Regions from separate parts of the Homo sapiens genome. Here region 1 is linked to region 2. A link is an interaction called in ENCODE POLR2A ChIA-PET data of the cell type or tissue named here. Cell type or tissue: CD4-positive, alpha-beta T cell. All regions are shown on one strand. Each heading gives the region's core, and the rest is flanking DNA. Links, peaks and the distances in the headings are about the cores only. Region 1 overlaps RAB5C (RAB5C, member RAS oncogene family). Region 2 overlaps NAGLU (N-acetyl-alpha-glucosaminidase).

Region 1 (16,039 bases), core at 3,036-7,035, 400 kb before region 2:
CCGGGAGGCAGAGGTTGCACTGAGCTGAGATAGTGCCACTGCACTCCGGCCTGGCGAGAGAGCGAGACTCTGTCTCAAAAAAAAAAAAGACAATCAAAAAGATGATACCTGAATTGGAAAAGACCAACGGAGAACAAAGATACCCAAATGTTAAACACAAATAAGGTGCAAGACAATGGGATTCCTCATAAAAAATAAGATTCCCACATATATATTAAGGATATATTTACTGTTTGGGCTTAACTGTGGGCTAAAGGATTTTCAAGTGGTTTAAAGCTTCACAATAATAAAGAGAAACTGATATTTATGTCTTTTCGATGGGGAGAAAGAGGTTATAACAGTATGATATTCTCCACTCCCCAACCAGTCTAGAGTATATCTGCAGAGGAAAGGGGGGTTTAGGGGTTGGGGGATGGAATCAAAGAGAAGGGTGTCCTCTGTGTGACCAGGCCTATGGAACTGCTTCACACAGGGCCTGTGTCTTACCTAAGAGTCTAACAGGGGAAGCTTGGCCCTGGCCCTGGAAGCCAGAAGCTTAAGAGCCCAGGGTGAGATCTAGCCGAATCCCAATGGGGGGTGTTGCAACAGGGTGGGCTCCACCTCCCACCTTCAGGAGGTCCAGCTCTTAAACCTAGACTTGGGGGAGGCAGCAGTAGGGAGGAAGGTGCTGCCTTTCCACAGCCACAGGAAGATGACCCTTTTTCCAGCGGAAAGGGAAGTAAATTATCCCAGAGGGGCACTGAAGGTGAGCTGGGTCCCCTTCCACAGGGAAAGCACCCCCACCTTCCTTAACTGAGATTGGTTTCATTTCATTCTTTTTTCAATAAGATTTCTGAGGCTTAGTGCCTAGACTTCCACACCACAATCAGGCCCTGATGGGGTCCACCAGAGCCCCAAGTGCAGACACCAACTCCACCAATACCTGCAAAAGGGGCCAGTGTGCAGAGGCATCAAGAGGCTTAAAGCCTGGATACACATTACCAAGTGATCTTTAATAAACACTATGCAGACTGAGCCTGGAACTTTGCTGAAGTCAGCCAGGACAGAGCACAGCTGGCTCCTGCAGCCCTTTCCCTTGTGTGGGAAGTCTTGTATCACTTAGGACAGATGCCAAGCTCACTCGGGTGGAAGACACCCCTGAGGGACAGACCCTTAGCTTTCCAGGACTCTACCCCAGCAGAACACCATGAAATCCTTCCCTGATCCCTGAGCTTCTTCCCAGCTCTCAATGACAGATGGGTTCTCTGGAGAGGCTCAGAGAGGAGCAGTCAGGGCTGGATGGAAACCTCCAGCATCCACTCCCTCTTTCTGCACCCACAGGGAGGAAGACTATTGGGGTGGGAGGACATCTCCATGGATCTGCTAGCACAGCTTGGCCAGTGTGGTCGGCCAGTGCTGTCCACAGAAGGGCCCCAGGCTTCATGGGCAGCTCAACAACTCTCAGTCATTGGCCCTGCTGGCCAACAGAGGAGACAGGTAGCACGGAAGGCCCACAGACAGGGCACTGCCTGCAGCTGCACCAGGCAAGGCTCTCCGCCAGCCTACCGATTCCAAAAGGCACCAGGGGGGCCAGGCCCTAACGCTGACATTCCTGAGACTGTTCTCCCTAAGAGGGCCCAGTGTCTAACAGCACACCTCAGTCAGCAAGGTTGTGGCAGATTCTTTTTTTTTGAGACGGAATCTTGCTCTGTCACCCAGGTTGGAGTGCAGTGGCGTGATCTCGGCTCACTGCAACCTCCAGCTCCCAGGTTCAAGCAATTCTGCCTCAGCCTCCTGAGTAGCTAGGACTACATACGCGTGCCACCACATCCAGCTAATTTTTTGTATTTTTTAGTAGAGATGGGGTTTCACCATGTTAGTCAGGATGGTCTCGATTTCCTGACCTTGTGATCCAGGCTGTGCCAGATTCTCTACTCCTGTCTAGGGCTGCTCTCTCAAGCCTCAAGCAAAAGCTCAACTTGGAATCTTTCTGCAGCCCAGAACCACACACACGTCCCAGCCACAGGGCTTGTTAGGGATGACAACATGGCTGTATGGTGGCTCACACGCCACCAGTCAGTTCTTCACCTGCCAATGCCAGGCAGGATGCTAGGAAGAGTGCCATCCAAGGCAAAGGTTCTTCTGGCCCCAGCCTACCCCAACTATCCTGTATTTCATTTGTTCAGGCAGTTACTATTTAGCTAGGACATTTCTCACCGGAATCTCATCAATGTAGGGCCCGTCTTCCCCCCGTCTCAAAAGGGGCTCTGCAGGGGTCAGAAGCACCAGCCAGGACAGCTGCCACTTCTGCTGCTTCCCTAGGCCCAGAAAGACTCCAGAAACCTCTGCTGAAAGTCAGGATCAGAAGCAGCACCTGTTCATCCAGCCACTCACACCAGCGGACACCTCTCCAAAACCCTTCCCGCCCTTACAAATAACAGAAAACAAAAGAAAGCCAGTTTAAATCACTGCCCCTTTGTTTTGCCTTCAGCTCCTAAACAGAGAGCAGAGGTCAAGTTTGAGAGGAAAGTGGGAGAAAAGAGAAATAGCAATCCAAATGCCTCCTGTTCAGACACCACACACACCGTGGTCAGCGGCTATGCAACCAACAAGAAAAAAGTCAAAGTTCTCAGTGGGAGACCTGAGGGACGATGGCTATTCTCAGAAGCCTGGGCACCAAAGAACAATATTTTAGAATATATATATATATATATATATATATATATATTTTTTTTTTTTTTTTTTTTTTTTTTGAGATGGAGTCTCGCTCTGTCGCCCAGGCTGGAGTGCAGTGGCACAATCTGGGCTCACTACCACCTCCACCTCCTGGGTTCAAGCGATTCTCGTGCTTCAGCCTCCTGAGTAGCTGGGATTCCAGGTGTGCACCACCATACCCAGCTTGTATTTTTGTATTTTTAGTAGAGATGAGGTTTCGCCATGTTGGCCAGGCTGGTCTCGAACTCCTAACCTCAGGTGATCCGCCTGCCTCAGCCTCCCAAAGTGTTGGGATTACAGGCATGAGCCACCACACCCAGCTCTTTTTTCTATATACATTTTTGAGACAGGGTCTTGCTCTGCTGCCCAGGTTGGATTGCAGTGACGCAATCATAGCTTACCGCTACCTTGACTTCCTGGGCTCAAGCAATCCTCCTACCTCAGCCTCCCAAGTAGCTGGGACTACGGGCGCATGCCACCATGCCCAGCTAATTTTTCTATTTTTTGTAGAGATGGGGTTTCACCATGTTGCCCAGGCTGATCTCAGACTCCTGGGCTCAAGTGATCCACCTGCTTCAGCCTCCCAAAGTGCTGCGATTACAGGCATGAGCCACTGTGTCTGCCATCTTTCTTAATTTTTGCTGAACAAACTGTAGAGTGGTGCCCAGTGAAGAAATCAAGCAATGAATAGGTCTAAACAAGATTCAATGAGCGAATCACACTTCTGCTTCCATGGCCCCAAATGTTCATAAGACTAGTGTAGGTGGCAAGGGGCTGGAGAACTTGGGGGACTGAGGGTTGTGAGAGAGAAAGCAAGAGAAATTAAAGGCACTGTTGCAGATGAAAACAACCACATTACAAAATTCTCAAAGGCTGGACAATGGGTTTCCTTTGTGTTAACAGCACATAACAGCAAGCCTGACCCATAGTAGGTGAGCACAGATACGGTGAACTGTGCATGTGAGAGGTACCGCCCGCTTACACTTGGCAAGTGAACGGGGGAAGTTGAGGGCTTAAATCTGCATTCATCTGCCAGACGGCTCGGGTCCCCTAACAGAGCCACAGAGCAGCTGAGGAGCTGCCTCACTTCCCCAGGGAGGACTTCCTCCATCCCTACTGCACAGAGCTTAAGAGCACAAGTGCTGGAGTCAGACAACTTGAACTTCAGTTCAAGTTCTGGAGGCACCACTTACTAGGGTGGCCTGGTGTTGTCACTGAACCCATTTCCTCACACGTAAAATGGAGAGACCAGTACCACCCGTCTCCAGGACTGCCAGGAAGATGATGCATGTGAGACTCTCAGCAAAGGGCCTGGCATCGGGAAGCATTCAGTACATGTTCTGTAGCAGGGGAGCCCCTGCGCCTTCACTTCCCTGTGAAGGAGCCGGACTCCTCACTTCATCTGTCAGACAACATTCACACATTCCTCTTACCTCCAGTTTCCCGGGACTCCATTCTTCAGCACCTCTCATTTGGAGAGAATGCTGAAGAGGACGTCTTTCCTCAGTTTCCTAGAAGATACTCAGTGTCCTGTCAACAACCCCAATCTTGTATCCTCCAGAGACTAGCTCCCAAAACCACAAAAATGGAGGGGAGAAACCATTACCATCCAATAAATCTGCATGGGGTGAAGGCCCCAACCATGCAAACCATAACCTCTTAAAAAAAAAAAAAAAGCCCCATTAACACAAAGCATCTTGGGTTTTTTTTTGGTAGAGATGGGGTTTCATCATGTTGCCCAGGCTGATCTCAAACTCCTGCGCTCAAGCAATCCCCCCGCCTTGGCCTCCCAAAGTACTGAGATTACAGGCATGAGCCACCGCGCCCAGCCCACAAAGCATCTTAAAGCCCAAATGCCCTTCCTTCCATCTCAAAGCCTCTTTCAGGAAAGGGAAGAAGCAGTTCAGTTGTTGAGAGGGCTAGGGGACAGGAATAGAGCAGCTGACAAAGAAAGCAGAGTTCCTTTTAAAAACCAGGCTGCAAATGCTAGAGGTTTGGAAACTGGCGTCATTCATCACCACGCTGTCTGAGCAGCTCAGAGAGCAATCTGATGTCTAGGAGAGCAGCCAGGGTTAGAGAGGCCACCCACGCCCTCCTCCATGCCTGGGATGCCTCTGACAGCCACCTGAAGGGGACATACATGGAGCTATGAATAGAAGGCAAAAGGCTTGTAAACCAACTCCTGTTAAGATCCCAAGTTAGTGTTTCCAGCAGGGCTCAAGTTACACATTTTCAGAGAGATGACAGTACAATGGAAGGATTTCAGCTATTCAATGATTCAGGATCACGGCACAAAGTGACAGCCTACCCTGAGCCCGCCAACAGCCACAAACCGTCCCATGGGGGCAGTCCATTTTGGAAGGGCAGCAAAAGACACTGACTGGCCCGGACCATGTGGAATCTCTTACAAGACCCAGAGTCCAGGAAGGTTTAGCTGGAGAACTTAGCACCTGAAATAGAGAACGATTATATACACATGCCTCATCTTCCCACACCTCCATAGGTAAATTCCAAAGGAAAGACCAAATCAGACCATTTTTTGGATCAGTCATAGCATCAGGCAGGGGTAAGAGCAGTATGAATGGGTGAGTAGAACAACAGCCAGCTACTGGGATTAACTCCCAGGACTGCAGTTGATTCTCAGGGGGTAGATTTCCCAGGTCCACCTCTACCTTTCCCAACTCCAGAGTCTCTAGTAACTATGACTAACCATCAAGAGAAGAAATAACTCAAGGCATCCACATCACTCTATGTCAACATACCTGAGAGAAAACATTTGCTAAAAAGGCAGTGGCCTTGGAGAGCCAGCTGAATCTACAACTCTGGCACGAAATACACAAAGTAAGCCTGGGGCCGGGAGTGGTGGCTCATGCCTGTAACCCTAGCACTTTGGAAGGCTGAGGCAAGTGGATCACTTGAGGTCAGGAGTTCAAAACCAGCCTGGCCAACATGGTGAAACCTCGTTGCTACTAAAAATACAAAAATTAGCCAGGCATGGTAGCGTGCACCTGTAATCCCAGCTACTCAGGAGGTTGAGGCACAAGAATTGCATGAATCTGGGAGGCAGAGGCTGCAGTGAGCTGAGATCGTGCAGCTGCACTCCAGCCTGGGGGACAGAGTGAGTCTGTCTCCAAAAATCTGGCAGTGCCAAAATGTAAAGAAGTAACCAAAAACCAAAAACAAAAATCCTCACAATGACTAGGCAGGTCAAAGGAGGCTAAAAGAGCAACCAATGGGCAAAGCTGAAACATTTTGGGCAATAAAACAAAGTAACATTGGATTATTTATTTATTTATTTTTGAGACAAAGTCTCACTCTGTTGCCCAGGCTGGGGTGCAGTGGCAGGATCTCTGCTCACTGCAACCACCACCTCCCTGCTTCAAACCATTCTCCTGCCTCAGCCACCAGAGTAGCTAGGATTACAAGCGTGCACCATCATACCCAGCTAACTTTTGTATTTTTAGTAGAGATAGGGTTTCACCATGTTGGCTAGGCTGGTCTCAAACTCTTGGCCTCAGGTGATCCGCCCATCTTGGCTTCCCCAAGTGCTGGGAATACAAACGCGAGCCACTGTGCCCGGCCTTATCGCTGGATTATAAACCAAAGTGTAAAATAAATATCCTGGAGTCCATACTGATATAAATAATTGAACAAATAAATGGGGGAGAATAGGCCAGGCGCAGTGGCTCACGCCTGTAATCCCAGCACTTTGGGAGGCCGAGGCAGGTGGATCACCTGAGGCCTGGAGCTTGAGACCAACCTGGCCAACATGGTGAAACCCCGTAGCTACTAATAATACAAAAATTAGCCGGGCATGGTGGCATGTGCCTGTAATCCCAGCTACTCGGGAGGCTCAGGCAGGAGAATCGCTTGAACCCCGGAGGTGGAGGTTGCAGTGAGCCAAGATCGCACCACTGCACTCCAGCCTGGGCAACAAGAGCAAAACTCATCTCCAAAAAATAAATAAATAAATAAAAATAAATGGGGGAAAATAGACAAGTCTCTCATATAGAAGAATTTAATAATTCAGCTGGGCGCGGTGGCTCACGCCTGTAACCCCAGCACCTTGGGAGGCCGAAACGGGTGGATCACGAGGTCAGGAACTTGAGACCATCCTGGCTAACATGGTGAAACCCCATCTCAGGGTGGGCGTGGTGGCTCACGCCTGTAATCCCAGCACTTTGGGAGGCTGAGGCGGGCGGATCACGAGGTCAGGAGATCGAGACCATCCTGCCTAACAAGGTGAAACCCTGTCTCTACTAAAAATACAAAAATTAGCTGGGCGTGGTGGCGGGCGCCTGTAGTCCCAGCTACGCAGGAGGCTGAGGCAGGAGAATGGCGTGAACCTGGGAGGCGGAGCTTGCAGTGAGCCGAGATTGCCCCACTGCATCCAGCCTGGGCGACAGAGCCAGACTCCGTCTCAAAAAAAAAAAAAAAAAAAAAAAAAAAAAAAAAAAAAAAAAAAAAAAAAAAAAAAGAAACCCCATCTCTACTAAAAAAAATACAAAAAAATTAGCCGGGTGTGGTGGCGCGCGCCTATAGGCCTGTAGTCCCAGCTACTCGGGAGACTGAGGCAGGAGAAAGGCGTGAACCCGGGAGGCGGAGCTTGCAGTGAGCCGAGATTGCGCCACTGCACTCCAGCCTGGGCGATGGAGTGAGACTCCATCTCAAAAAAAACAGAAAAAGAAAAAATAATTTAGTAACTCATGTAGCTACTCCGCCCTCAACAAGGGGAACATGAACATAAGTCCCTGTTCCTTAGGTGTGGGCTACACAGTGACTTTCTTCCAAAGGGTGCATGCAGCATGGAAAGGGGAAGGGGAGAACAACTTTACAGAGAAGCCTCACACACATCACCTCAGCCAAGTGATCATGGTTGACATCAGTCATGGAAAGGCTTGTGGATTGTATGTACCCTTGACATGATGTGATGAAAATAGCACTTTACCTCTCTGGTCCTCCTTCCCAAAACTTGGCACAGTCTACTTATGAAAAAAACACTGGACACAGCCAGGCGTGTTAGCTCACGCATGTAATCCCACCACTTTGGGAAGCTGAGGTGAGCAGATCGCTTGAGCTCAGGAGTTTGAGACCAGCCTGGACATCATGGTGAAACCTTGTCTCTACAAAAATTAGCCAGGCGTGGTGGTGCATTTCTGTAGTCCCAGCTACTTGGGAGGCTGAGGAGAATGGCTTGAGCCGAGATTGCACCACTGCACTCCAGCCTGGCTGACAGAGCAAGACTCTGTTAAAAAGAGAAAAATACTGGACAAATCCCAGTTGAGAAGAGATTCTCTTTATTTTTTATTATTTTTTTTGAGACGGAGTCTCATTCTGTCTCCAGCCCAGGCTGGAGCACAGTGACACGATGTTGGCTCACTGCAACCTCTGCCTCCTGGTTCAAGCGATTCTTGTGCCTCAGCCTCCTGAGTAGCTGAGATTACAGGTGCGTACCACCATGCCTGGCTAATTTTTGTATTTTTAATAGAGATGAGGCTTCACCATGTTAGCCAGGCTGGTCTCGAACTCCTGACTTCAAGTGATCCACCCACCTCGGCCTCCCAAAGTGCTGGGATTACAGGCGTGAGTCACCGCGCCTGGCCGAGATCCTCTTTAGATGCTTGCCCAGCACTCCTCAAAACTGTCAAGGTCATCAAAAACAATAAAAGTCTGAGAAACTGGCACAGCAAGAGGAGCCTAAAGAGACAATGAATATAGGTAACATGGGATCCTGGAACAGCAAAAGGACATCAGGTAAAAATCTAAGGAAATCTGAATAAAGGATGGACTTTAATGTAAAATACGTACTAACATAAGATGTTAATAACAGGGAAAACTATGTGTGAGGGATTGTGAGAAAACTCTGTACTATCTGCGTAACTTTTCTAAAAGTATTCTGAAAGAATAAGTTTATTAAGCCTCGGCAACATAGGGAGACCCCGTCTCTACAAAAAAATCAAAAATTGCCCAGGCACAGTGGCTCACACCTGTAATCCCAGCACTTTCAGAGGCCAAGGCAGGCAGACCACAAAGTCAAGAGATCAAGACCATCCTGGCCAACATGGCGAAACCCCGTCTCTACTAAAAATATAAAAATTAGCTGGGCATGGTGGCGTACGCCTGTAGTCCCAGCTACTCGGGAGGCTGAGGCAGGAGAATCACTTGAACCCAGGAGACGGAGGTTGCAGTGAGCCAAGATGGCATCACTGCACTCCAGCCTGGGAAACAGAGCAAGACTCCATTTCAAAAGAAAAAAAAAAAAGGAGGCCAAGGTAGGCGGATCACGAGGTCAGGAGATGGAGACCATCCTGGTTAACATGGTGAAACTCTGCCTCTACTAAAAGTACAAAAAATTAGCCAAGCGTGGTGGCAGGAGCCTGTAGTCCCAGCTACTCGAGAGGCTGAGGCAGGAGAATGGCATGAACCCGGGAGCTTGCAGTGAGCCGAGATCGTACCACTGCACTCCAGCCTGGGCGACAAGGCAAGACTTCGTCAAGAAAGAAAGAAAGAAAGACAGAAAGAAAGACAGAAAGACAGAAAGAAAGACAGAAAAAGAAAGAAAGAAAGAAAAAGAAAGAAAGAAAGAAAGAAAGAAGGAAAGACAGAAAGAAAGAAAGAAACAGAAAGAAAGAAAGAAAGAAAGAGAGAGAGAGAGAGAGAGAGAGAGAAAGAAAGAAAGACCAGCCTCAAGGTGAGCAGAGGATATCCAAGTACTGCAGGCACAGGACCAGGGAATGTTAAAGACCCCATCTGTGGAATACACATGTGAGGGCTGCTCATACCACTGGTCTGAACAGCTGCTGCCACCACTTTTTTAAGCCACCTTCACTCAGGAACGAGCCTTGTGCAGACATACAGAACAGTATCCACAGGCAGAGTCAAATTTGCTTCCACTGATCCTTGCTAAGTACTGGTCTGGGGTCGGTGCTGCCTCACCACACACAACTGCAGAAGCACGGTCGTTCTGTCCTGCCATCAGATACACACACGGCAGAAGCCAGTCAGCCGGACTGTGGCTAGTCAGGGCCGCGCCCTCATTGTCCCATTAAACCCTTCACCAGAAATGGAGATTTGGAGAGTCTTAACTTCTGGAAACTGAGTTTGTGACTTGCTTCCCATCATCCGTACTGTAACATTGATCCTATTGACCTGTTTGCTCTCCCATTTGTCTGTGAGCAACTTTCTGGGGGATGGACCAAAGATATGGCTCAAGCTGTGGGATCAGATGGATTTAAGTTTGAATCATAGGTTCACGACATCCAAAGTGTGTGAAGAAAGGAAGGGAAGTGTGTGTTAAAAGAAGTGGGCGAGGGCCAGGCATGGTGGCTTACACCTGTAATCCCAGCACTTTGGGAGGCCGAGGCGGGTGGATCACCTGAGGTTGGGAGTTCGAGACCAGCCTGACCAACATGGAGAAACCCCATCTCTAATAAAAATACAAAAAATTAGCCGGCCGTGGTGGCACATGCCTGTAATCCCTGCTACTTGGGAAGCTGAGGCAGGAGAATCTCTTTAACTCGGGAGGCGGAGGTTGTGGTGAGCTGAGATTGTGCCATTGCACTCTAGCCTGGGCAACAAGAGCAAAACTCTGTCTCAAAAACAAACAAAAAAAAAGAAGTGGGCAAGGCTGGGCACAGTGGCTCATGCCTGTAGTCCCAGCACTGGGAGGCTGAGGCAGGCAGATCATGAGGTCAGGAGTTTGAGATCAGCCTGGCCAACATGGTGAAATCCGTCTCTACTAAAAATACAAAACTAGATGGGCGTGGTGGTACACACCTGTAATCCCAGGTACTAGGGAGGCTGAAGCAGGAGAATCACTTGAACCCAGGAGGCGGAGGTTACAGTGAGCAAGATCGTACCATTGCACTCCAGCCTGGGTGAGAGGTCAAGACTCCATCTCAAAAAAAAAAAAAAAAAAAAAAAGAAGTGGGCAGGTGTTTGGTGTTTGCTTTAAGGGCAGGTTTGAATGTCTGCCCTCTCCTTTAACAACTTCAGTAGGGAGCCTACTATGCTGAGTGCCATGCCAGGTCCTAAACACACAAAGATCAAACAGGACCCGATCTGTGCCCCTAAAGGGCTCACCCACCAGAGAATGAGGCAAATAAGGAACAATGAGATAGCAGTTGAGAAGACAGCCCATGTAGGAGACAAGCCCTCAGCCCATTTGGGGCAAGGGAAGGCTTCACAGAGGAAGTGGCATTCAAACTGAGCTTTGAGAGAAAAGTAGGGAGATACAGTTTCCAGGCACGTGAGGTGCAGAAGAGCCTTCTAGGCAAAGTGAACAGTAGGCATTTAGCCCAGAGATGGGTCAAGGAGAGGCTGTATTGAATAGCGATAAGAGCACACCCCATCTCTGCCATTACTACATAGTCCCCCACTCTAACATGGGGATTAAACACAGAACCTACCTCCTGGGGTTGTCGGAGGATTAAAGGAGTCAACACATAGGGCTCACAAGAGTGCCTGGCACATGGCAAAAATAGAAGTTTAGCTTTTATTTGTATTACTGTTCTTATACATAGAGGATGGGGCTATTTAATTGGAAAAGTAATCTCTTACAATACCAAGCTATTAATGCAGAGGATGCCAAAAATATTCCGATTCTCCTCTGCCAAGGTTTTTGCAAGCATGATTACCTGGATTTTGGCACATCCTAGTTTATAAATTCTACCTAAAGCAGTGCTTCTCAAACAGCCCCAACATATGTACCCTTCACTCAAGTCAGGGGAGAGGAAACTCCCAGAAATCTGGGAGTTGAACCCAAAGCAGCTGGCTACAAGCAAAATACTGTCTTTGGCCAGGTGCAGCGGCTCATGCCTGTAATCCCAGCACTTCGGGAGGCCAAAGTAGGAGGATCACTTGAGCCCAGGAGTTCTGAGACCAGCCTGGGCAACATGGCAAAACCCTGTCTCTACTAAAAATACAAAAACTAGCCGGGCATGGTGGTACATGCCTACAGTCCCAGCTACTCAGGAGGCTGAGGTGGGAGGATCACTTGGGTCCACAAGATCAAGGCGGAAGTAAGCCATGATCGTCCCACTGCACTCCAGCCTGGGTGAGAGAGGCCCTGTCTCAAAAATAAATAAATTAATTAATTAATTAAAGTTTCCTGTGTTAGCTTCAATTCATGCAAACTTTGCATTCTAATCTATAATAGTTACAGGACTGTTTTAATATTAAAACGCTTACAACTAAGTAAAACTGAAGTGGCACAGCGTTCTCTTCTGTAAAATGGGAATACAACCCACATCAATTCTGTTCAATGTCTACAAAATGAGACAATTTGTGAAACCATCAAGCAATGTACAAGGCATCCCAGCAGACATTTTGTTTTTGTTTTAGACATGGGGTCTCATTATGTTGCCCAGGCTGGTTTTTTTTTTTTTTTTTTTTGAGATAGACTCTTGGTCTGTTGCCCAGGCTGGAGTGCAGTGGTGCAATCTCGGCTCACTGCAACGTCCACCTCCCAGGTTGAACTGCCTCCCAGGTTCCTGCCTAAGCCTCCCAAGTAGCTGGGATTACAGGCATGTGCCACCACGCCTGACTAATTTTGGTATTTTTAGTAGAGATGGGGTTTCACCATGTTGGCCAGGCTGGTCTCGAACTCCTGACTTCAGGTGATCTCCCAGCCTCAGCCTTCCAAAGTGCTAGGATTATAGGCGTGATCCACCACACCTGGCCCCCAAGCTGGTCTTGAACTCCTGGGATCAAGCGATCCTCCCAAAGTGCTAGGATTATAGGCATGAGCCACTGTGCCCAGCCCCAGCATACATTTGGTACACATGTTGAATCAGAATCAGTGTTGAGGCTGGGCACAATTACCTGAGGTCAGGAGATCGAGACCAGCCTGGCCAACATAGAGGAACCCTGTCTCTACTAAAAGTACAAAAATTAGCTGGGCATGGTGGCACACGCCTATAATCCCAGCTACTCAGGAGGCTGAGGCAGGAGAATAGCTTGAGCCCGGGAGACAGAGGTTGCAGTGAGCCAAGATCACGCCATTGCACTCCAGCCTGGGAGACAAGAGTGAAACTCCATCTCAAAAAAAAAAAAAAAAAAAAAAAAAAAAATCAGCCAGACACGGTGGCTCATGCTTGTAATCCCAGCACTCTGGGAGGCCGATGAGGCGGGCAGATCACCTCACCTGAGGTCAGGAGTTTGAGACCAGCCTGGCCAACATGGTCAAACCCCATCTCTACAAAAATACCAAAAAAAAAAATTAGCCGGGCATGATGGCAGGTGCCTGTAATCCCAGCTACTCAGGAGGCTGAGGCAGGAGAATCGCTTGAACACAGGAGGCGGAGGTTGCAGTGAGCCTGGGCAACAGAATGAGAATGAGACTGCCTCAAAAAAAAAAAGAACCTTCAAACCCCTACCTACCCATCAGAGGCAACTGCTATTTTGTGGGCATCCAGTCTGCCAGCACTGGACTAGCTCCTTTCTTTGTTTCTAATTCTGCAAGGTATTTAGCATCCCCATTTTACCAGAAGAAACACAGGCTCAGTGAGGTCAAGTAACAAGCCCAGGGTCACACAACTGGTAAGTGGGGGAATCAGGATGAGAACTCAGGTCCAACTGCCTCTGAAGTTCTAGTGCCTTCCACCCGACCACACTGCCTGTTTACTGGGCAAGGGTTAGAAGTAGAAGGTCTGGCCAGGCGCAGTGGCTCACGCCTGTAATCCCAGCACTTTGGGAGGCCAGGGTGGGCGGATCACGAGGTCAGGAGATCGAGACCATCCTGGCTAACACGGCGGAACCCCATCTCTACTAAAAATACAAAACAATTAGCCGGACGTGGTGGTGGGCACCTGTAGTCCCAACTACTCTGGAGGCTGAGGTAGGAGAATGGCATGAACCCGGGAGGCGGAGCTTGCAGTGAGCCAAGATCGCACCACTGCACTCCAGCCTAGGCGACAGAGCGAGACTCCGACTCAAAAAAAAAAAAAGAAGTAGAAGGTCTAAGAAGTACTTGCTTGGTGGGGCTGAATTTAAATGTATGATCTTGCTCTGTTTCCATGTAAATTCTAGTGACAGGAGCTCCTGGTGGCAAGCCACATTCTTCCCACTTGCAAGCAGCAGGCAGCACCACAGGAGAAACAGAGGACTAACCAGAGGCCCGCTCTGTTGCTTCCCCCTTAACCCTGCCCAGTGGGACCCCTGAGTTTACTCACTTTAACTTTCATTTTCTAGCCATTAGGACTTTCAGGTTCCCAGAAAAATTAATGACATGTAGATGTCAGCAAACTCTCAGGCCCTGAAGAGTACTGACTTGGGACTCCTAACTGTTTTGGTCCTCAGAGGCAGAGGTGAAAGGGGTCAAGAGAGAAGACAGGAGGTCGGGTAGACGCTGGGGAAGACAAAAAAACAGAGGAGCGCTAGTGATGAGGAGGGCTAAAGAGTTAAGAGTCTGCCCTTGTGCCGTGGCGCACTCAGTCTGCATGTTCATTCATTTAACGAACAAACCAGGCCGAAGAAGGGCCCACTGTTAGATCAGGTCACATCTGACCCCAAATCCAAGCCCCAGCTCTACTACTTTCTAAATGTATGATCGATCTTAGGCAAACTACTTAAGTTCCTTCTGCATCCCTTCTAAAGCAGGGACACTTGCCTTATCTTACTCAAAAAAAAAAAAGTAATAATAAAAATTAAAAACAAAGTGGGGAAACAAGCCCCACTATTTCCCAAGGCACCTATGAGGAATATGTATGAAAATAATTTTGCAACCTTAAAATGATTTTTAAAAATTAGTGTTACTGTCCCTCTACAGTTTAACAGCCCTCTAATTGTGAGAGGCAAGAGGGCAGGGGAGGAACAGCATCAGAAAGGAGGGGTTCTGTCGCACACGGAGCCATCGCTCTCTCTGCCAGGCAGAGTCAGACCTCTGCTTGGACTCTATAATTTCTAGGTGCCAGAAGTGGCTGCATAACGACCCAAAGCACTGGGGCCTGCCTCGTCTCTCTAAATGGCAGAGCTTCCCCTTCAAAGTCGTTTCAGGTTGGGTGCAGTGGCTCATGCCTGTAATCCTAGCACTTTGGGAGGCTGAGGTGGGTGGATCATCTGAGGTCAGGAGTTCGAGACCAGCCTGGCCAACATGGTGAGACCCCATCTCTACTAAAAATACAAAAATTAGCTGGGCGTGGTGGTGCATGGCTGTAATCTCAGCTACTCAGGAGGCTGAGGCAGGAGAATCCCTTGATCTCGGGAGGCAGAGGCTGCAGTGAGCCAAGATTGTGCCACTGCACTCCAGCCTGGGTGACAAAACAAGGCTCTGTCTCCAAAAAAAAAAAAAAAGTCGTTTCAGAGTCAGAGCTGGGAGAGCATGTCCAGACAAAGAAAAGAAGGTCTCCTCAGAAGGCTGGTCGGCCTCATCCCAGCACTCCTGAAGAGTGACAAACTGCGGTCTACTCCTGAAGACCTAAGTCTGGTCAGAGACCAATGGCCAGTGAGCAGTCAGGCCTCTCTGGCCCTGCCCCTCAGATGCCCAGGCTGACCAGATCAGAGAAACTAGGTTGGTTGAAGAAGTCTCCAATGAACCCCAAAGGAACCCACACAGATACAGAGCCTGTGATCCAGCTGTTGACCCTAATAAGGAAGGCTTCTTCTGTTGTCCGATAAAAAGTGAAATAAGTAGGCCGGGCACGGTGGTTCACACCTGTAATCTCAGCACTTTGGGAGGCTGAGGCGGGTGGATCACCTGAAGTCAGGAGTTCGAGACCAGCCCGGCCAACATGGCGAAACCCCATCTCTACTAAAAATACAAAAATTAGCCGGGTGTGGTGGCAGGCGCCTGTTAATCCCAGCTACTCAGGAGGCTGAGGCAAGAGAACTGCTTGAACCCAGGAGGCAGAGGTTGCAGTGAGCCAAGATCACGCCACTGCACTCCAGCCTGGGCGACAGAGCAAGACTCCATCTCAAAAACAAACAAACAAAAAAGTGAAGAAAGTACATCCTAGCTCTACTCAAAAGACTGTAGGAATCAGATACTAGCCACTGTCCAGAAGCCCTCAAACACACCTCAAGGCCAAAAAACACAGCACTTTTAAGTGGCAAGCGAGGGTGGTAAAGGTAGCCCAGAACACTGAAGAGCTACAGAAGTTCCCACAAACTGCACGGCTTTCCGTCCCTTCCTCCACTGTAGATAGCAAGGGTCAGTCATGGCCTCAGAGCCAGGCTACTCCTCGTTAAGGTACAGTCTCCGGCCTGTACTTTGGCCACATAACAAAGCTTGGTCTGAGACAGCAGCTATTTCACACACCTAAGCCCCAAGCAACAGACAAGGATCAGTCAATATGGTTGAGGGAACCTGCACTTTCTGGCATGTATCGGAATTCCTCAGGCTACAATT
Region 2 (4,666 bases), core at 667-4,666:
CTTCGGGCAGATGACATGACTGCTCTGTGCCTCAGTTTCCTTACTTGTAAAATGGGATCTCTACCCACTTCGCTGTAGGGTTTGTAATTATCTCTCGATCTATCTGTGACTTTGCACAGAGTGCTAGCAAATGGCAGCCCTTGGGAGTGGCAGCAGGGGTGCTCCAGTGTCCCTTGTCCCTCCTGTTCCTCTGTGCTTCCCAGCCATCCTCTCACATGTGGTTGGGAAAAGTCTTCAAGGCTCACCTGAGACCTCCCCTCCTTCAGGAAGCCTTGCTAGTGCCCCGCATGACCTCCTTTGCACCTGCTAATGTCTGGCTCCCATACTCTCGTAGGACTTAATGCATGCCAGTGGCCTCCCTGCCCGCCTCTTTGCCCCCATCACCAGGTGGCAGGAAACTCACTCATTCATTCAATAAACTTGGTCCAGCTGTCTGAGGCTGCCAGAACTGGCTGTGCTGGGTCCTGGGAGGCGGCAAGAAAGGTGCCCAAGGGCTTACCCCTGATAGGAGAGATATGTTGGCTGAAGGATACAATGTGGGGACAAGGACAGGAATATATGTGGGTTCCGCTCTCCTCTGCCGGGAGAGAGGGGCAGGAAGGGCTCAGGGCAGAGCCCAGCCTTGAAAAATGAGTGTTGCTTGGACGGACGCTTGGCTAATGCTTGTAATCCTAGCGTTTTGGGAGGCTGAGGCGTATGGATCACCTGCGGTCAGGAGTTAAAGACCAGCCTGGCCAACATGGCGAAACCCCATCTCTACTAAAAGTACAAAAATTAGCCAGGCGTGGTGGCGGGCTCCTGTAATCCCAGCTACTCGGTAGGCTGAGGCATGAGAATCTCTTGAAGCCAGGGGCCAGAGACTGCAGTGAGCCGAGATCACACCACTTCACTCCAGCCTGGGTGACAGAGTGAGACTCCGTCTCAAAAAAAAAAAAAAAAAAAGGAAAGAAAATTAAACACCTCATGTTCTCACTCATAGTGGGAGTTGAACAATGAGAACAACATGGACACAGGAAGGGGAACATCACACACCGGGGCCTTTCGCGGTGTGGGGGTCAAGGGGAGGAGTAGCATTGGGACAGATACTTAATGCATGCGGGGCTGAAAACCTAGATGATGGGTTGATGGGTGCAGCAAACCACCATGGCACATGTATACCTATGCAACAAACCTGCATGTTCTGCACAGAACTGAACTGAAAGTATAATTAAAAAAAAAAAAAAAAGCTGGGTGCGGTGGCCCACACCTGTAATCCCAGCACTTTGGGAGGCCGAGACGGGCGGATCACAAGGTCAGCAGATCGAGACCATCCTGGCTAACACAGTGAAACTCAGTCTCTACTAAAAATACAAAAAATTAGCCGGGTGTGGTGGCGGGCACCTGTAGTCCCAGCTACTAGGGAGGCTGAGGCAGGAGAATGGCATGAACCTGGGAGGCAGAGCTTGCAGTGAGCTGAGAATGCGCCACTGCACTCCAGCCTGGGGGACAGAGTGAGACTCTGCCTCAAAAAAAAAAAAAAAAAGAAAGAAAAAGGAGCGTTGCTTGTTTCAGGCCACAGGAAGGGGAGAGATAGTGAAAGTTTTTCAGAGAAGGTGGCCAGGGAAGGAGAAGAAAGGACTGTAGGCAGAGAGCATAGCCTGTACAAAGCCATAGAGGCAAGAGAAACCAGGAGCTGTAGAGAAGTTGGCAAGGCTGTTGAACACTATGGTGAACACTATGGCGGCTTCCATGAAATATCTGAGCTTTTGCTCCCCACTAGGGTGTTCCCTCAGGTCAATGTCACGAAGATGGGCAGTTGGGGCCACTTTAACTGTTCCTACTCCTGCTCCTTCCTTCTGGCTCCGGAAGACCCCATATTCCCCATCATCGGGAGCCTCTTCCTGCGAGAGCTGATCAAAGAGTTTGGCACAGACCACATCTATGGGGCCGACACTTTCAATGAGATGCAGCCACCTTCCTCAGAGCCCTCCTACCTTGCCGCAGCCACCACTGCCGTCTATGAGGCCATGACTGCAGGTACAGTGCCTGGGTGGGGTGGGAGAGCCCCCCAGACCCTCAAAAAGAAGGGAGTAGCAGATGTCAGTAGGGGTAGGCAGAGGGACTGGAATAATGCCTCGCCATAACACACAGTACTTCATAGTTTACCAAGCACGTGTACACATGCGTTGTCTCAGTGAATCCCACTGTGGTTGAGAGGTGAGCTCTGGAAGCCAACAACCTGGGTCACACCTCGCGCTCCTATTTCCTGGCCGTGTGACTTATGACTCATGACCTCCTTCCCAGTGTCTCGTTTGCTTTTCCTGTAAACTGGGACTACCTCATAGGTAGAATAACGCCTGGCCCAGAGCAAAGGCCACTAAGAGCTAGCTATGAACAAGGATTTTGTTTCATCTCTGCGTGGTTGCTGAAGTAGGCACTGCAGGCAGGAGGTGAGTGGATGTGCCTAAAGGCACTAAGTGCGCATCCTGCTACAAAACTGTGAAGCCAGGGCTCCTTCCTGCCACTTAAAGGAGGAGTGGAGCAGAGGGCGCCCAAGTCAGGAATGACTTAGTGGAGAGGCGTCTGTGTTGGCCAGGAAGGGAACAGATCAGCTCAGCCTTTCTTGAGCAGTACTGCTCCAAGTGTGACCCAAAACCAGCAGCAGCAGCAGCAGCAGCCCGAGCTGTGAGATGGCAAATTCTCAGGCCCTACCCAAGACCTGAAGGAGAAGCTACATTTTTTTTTTTTTTGAGACAGATTTCACTCTGTTGCTGAGGCTGGAGCACAGTGGCACAATCTCATCTCACTGCAACCTTCGTCTCCTAGGTTCAAGCGATTCTCCTGCCTCAGCCTCCCGAGTAGCTGGGACTATAGGCACCCGCCACCACGCCCGGCAATTTTTGTTTGTTTTGAGATAGAGTCTCGCTCTGTCACCCAGGCTGGAGTGCAGTGGCACGATCTCAGTTCACTGCAACCTCTGCTTCCTGAGTTCAAGCGATTCTCCTGCCTCAGCCTCCTGAGTAGCTGGGATTACAGGCGCCCCCCAACCACACTCGGCTAATTTTTGTATTTTTAGTAGAGACGGGGTTTCGCTATGTAGGTCAAGCTGGTTTCAAACTCCTGACCTCAAATGATTCGCCCACTTCAGCCTCCCAAAGTGCTGGGATTACAGGTGTGAGCCACCTTGCCTGGCCAATTTTTGTATTTTTAGTAGAAACAGGTTTCACCATGGTGGCCAGACTGGTCTCAAACTCCTGACCTCAGGTGAACTGCCCACCTCAGCCTCCCAAAGTACTGGTATTACAGGCGTGATCCACTGCGACTGGCCTTGATTTTGTTTTTGAGACAGAATCTTACTCTGTCGCCCAGACTGGAGTGCAGTGGCACAATCTCAGCTCACTGCAACTTCTGCCTCATGGGTTCAAGTGATTCTTGTGCCTCTACCTCCCGAGTAGCCGGGATTACAGGCACCTGCCATTACGCTAGGCTAATTTTTGTATTTTTAGTATAGACAGGGTTTCCCCACATTGGCCAGGCTGGTCTGGAACTCCTGGGCTCAAGTGATCCACCTGCTTCAGCCCCTCAGAGTACTGGGATTATAGGTGTGGGCCACCACGCCCATTCAGAAACCTCCATGTTTTAAGGAGCCCTCTGGGTAACTCTCATGTTCACCCAAGCTGCTGAACCCTGTCCTGGAGTTTTCAGAGGGACGCGTATGTGCCACAGAGCGTCCCGCTGGTGGGGGTCATGGGAAGCCATGACCTGGGATAGACAGTCGTCTGTAGAGTGGGGTGAACATTCCCTGGGCCCTCTGTTTCATCACTCCTCTTCTCTGTTCCCCCTACCTCCTGTCCACAGTGGATACTGAGGCTGTGTGGCTGCTCCAAGGCTGGCTCTTCCAGCACCAGCCGCAGTTCTGGGGGCCCGCCCAGATCAGGGCTGTGCTGGGAGCTGTGCCCCGTGGCCGCCTCCTGGTTCTGGACCTGTTTGCTGAGAGCCAGCCTGTGTATACCCGCACTGCCTCCTTCCAGGGCCAGCCCTTCATCTGGTGCATGCTGCACAACTTTGGGGGAAACCATGGTCTTTTTGGAGCCCTAGAGGCTGTGAACGGAGGCCCAGAAGCTGCCCGCCTCTTCCCCAACTCCACCATGGTAGGCACGGGCATGGCCCCCGAGGGCATCAGCCAGAACGAAGTGGTCTATTCCCTCATGGCTGAGCTGGGCTGGCGAAAGGACCCAGTGCCAGATTTGGCAGCCTGGGTGACCAGCTTTGCCGCCCGGCGGTATGGGGTCTCCCACCCGGACGCAGGGGCAGCGTGGAGGCTACTGCTCCGGAGTGTGTACAACTGCTCCGGGGAGGCCTGCAGGGGCCACAATCGTAGCCCGCTGGTCAGGCGGCCGTCCCTACAGATGAATACCAGCATCTGGTACAACCGATCTGATGTGTTTGAGGCCTGGCGGCTGCTGCTCACATCTGCTCCCTCCCTGGCCACCAGCCCCGCCTTCCGCTACGACCTGCTGGACCTCACTCGGCAGGCAGTGCAGGAGCTGGTCAGCTTGTACTATGAGGAGGCAAGAAGCGCCTACCTGAGCAAGGAGCTGGCCTCCCTGTTGAGGGCTGGAGGCGTCCTGGCCTATGAGCTGCTGCCGGCACTGGACGAGGTGCTGGCTAGTGACAGCCGCTTCTT

The links. Peaks named below come from ENCODE experiments on the same cell type or tissue, not always from the same donor. Only the 100,000 strongest peaks of a DNase experiment are listed, where the experiment ranks them.
Region 1: POLR2A ChIA-PET joins it to region 2 with 5 read pairs; 4 of 35 experiments call an interaction of 5 or more read pairs at or near these places.

The regions. Positions count from the first base shown.
Region 1 is chr17:42,137,810-42,153,848 of GRCh38, forward strand. The region is part of intron 1 of RAB5C (RAB5C, member RAS oncogene family); the gene reads right to left. Among named protein-coding and RNA genes, the nearest start is that of RAB5C-AS1, 8.6 kb to the right of the region's middle. In CD4-positive, alpha-beta T cell, for the core only: no CTCF peak of the experiment used is centred there; no DNase peak of the experiment used is centred there.
Region 2 is chr17:42,539,191-42,543,856 of GRCh38, forward strand. NAGLU (N-acetyl-alpha-glucosaminidase) reads left to right here. Exons shown (of 6, transcript NM_000263.4): 5 at 1,760-2,016; 6 at 3,838-4,666. Among named protein-coding and RNA genes, the nearest start is that of NAGLU, 5.3 kb to the left of the region's middle. In CD4-positive, alpha-beta T cell, for the core only: no CTCF peak of the experiment used is centred there; DNase peaks (open chromatin) are centred at 1,951 and 2,241; H3K27ac peaks cover 365 bases.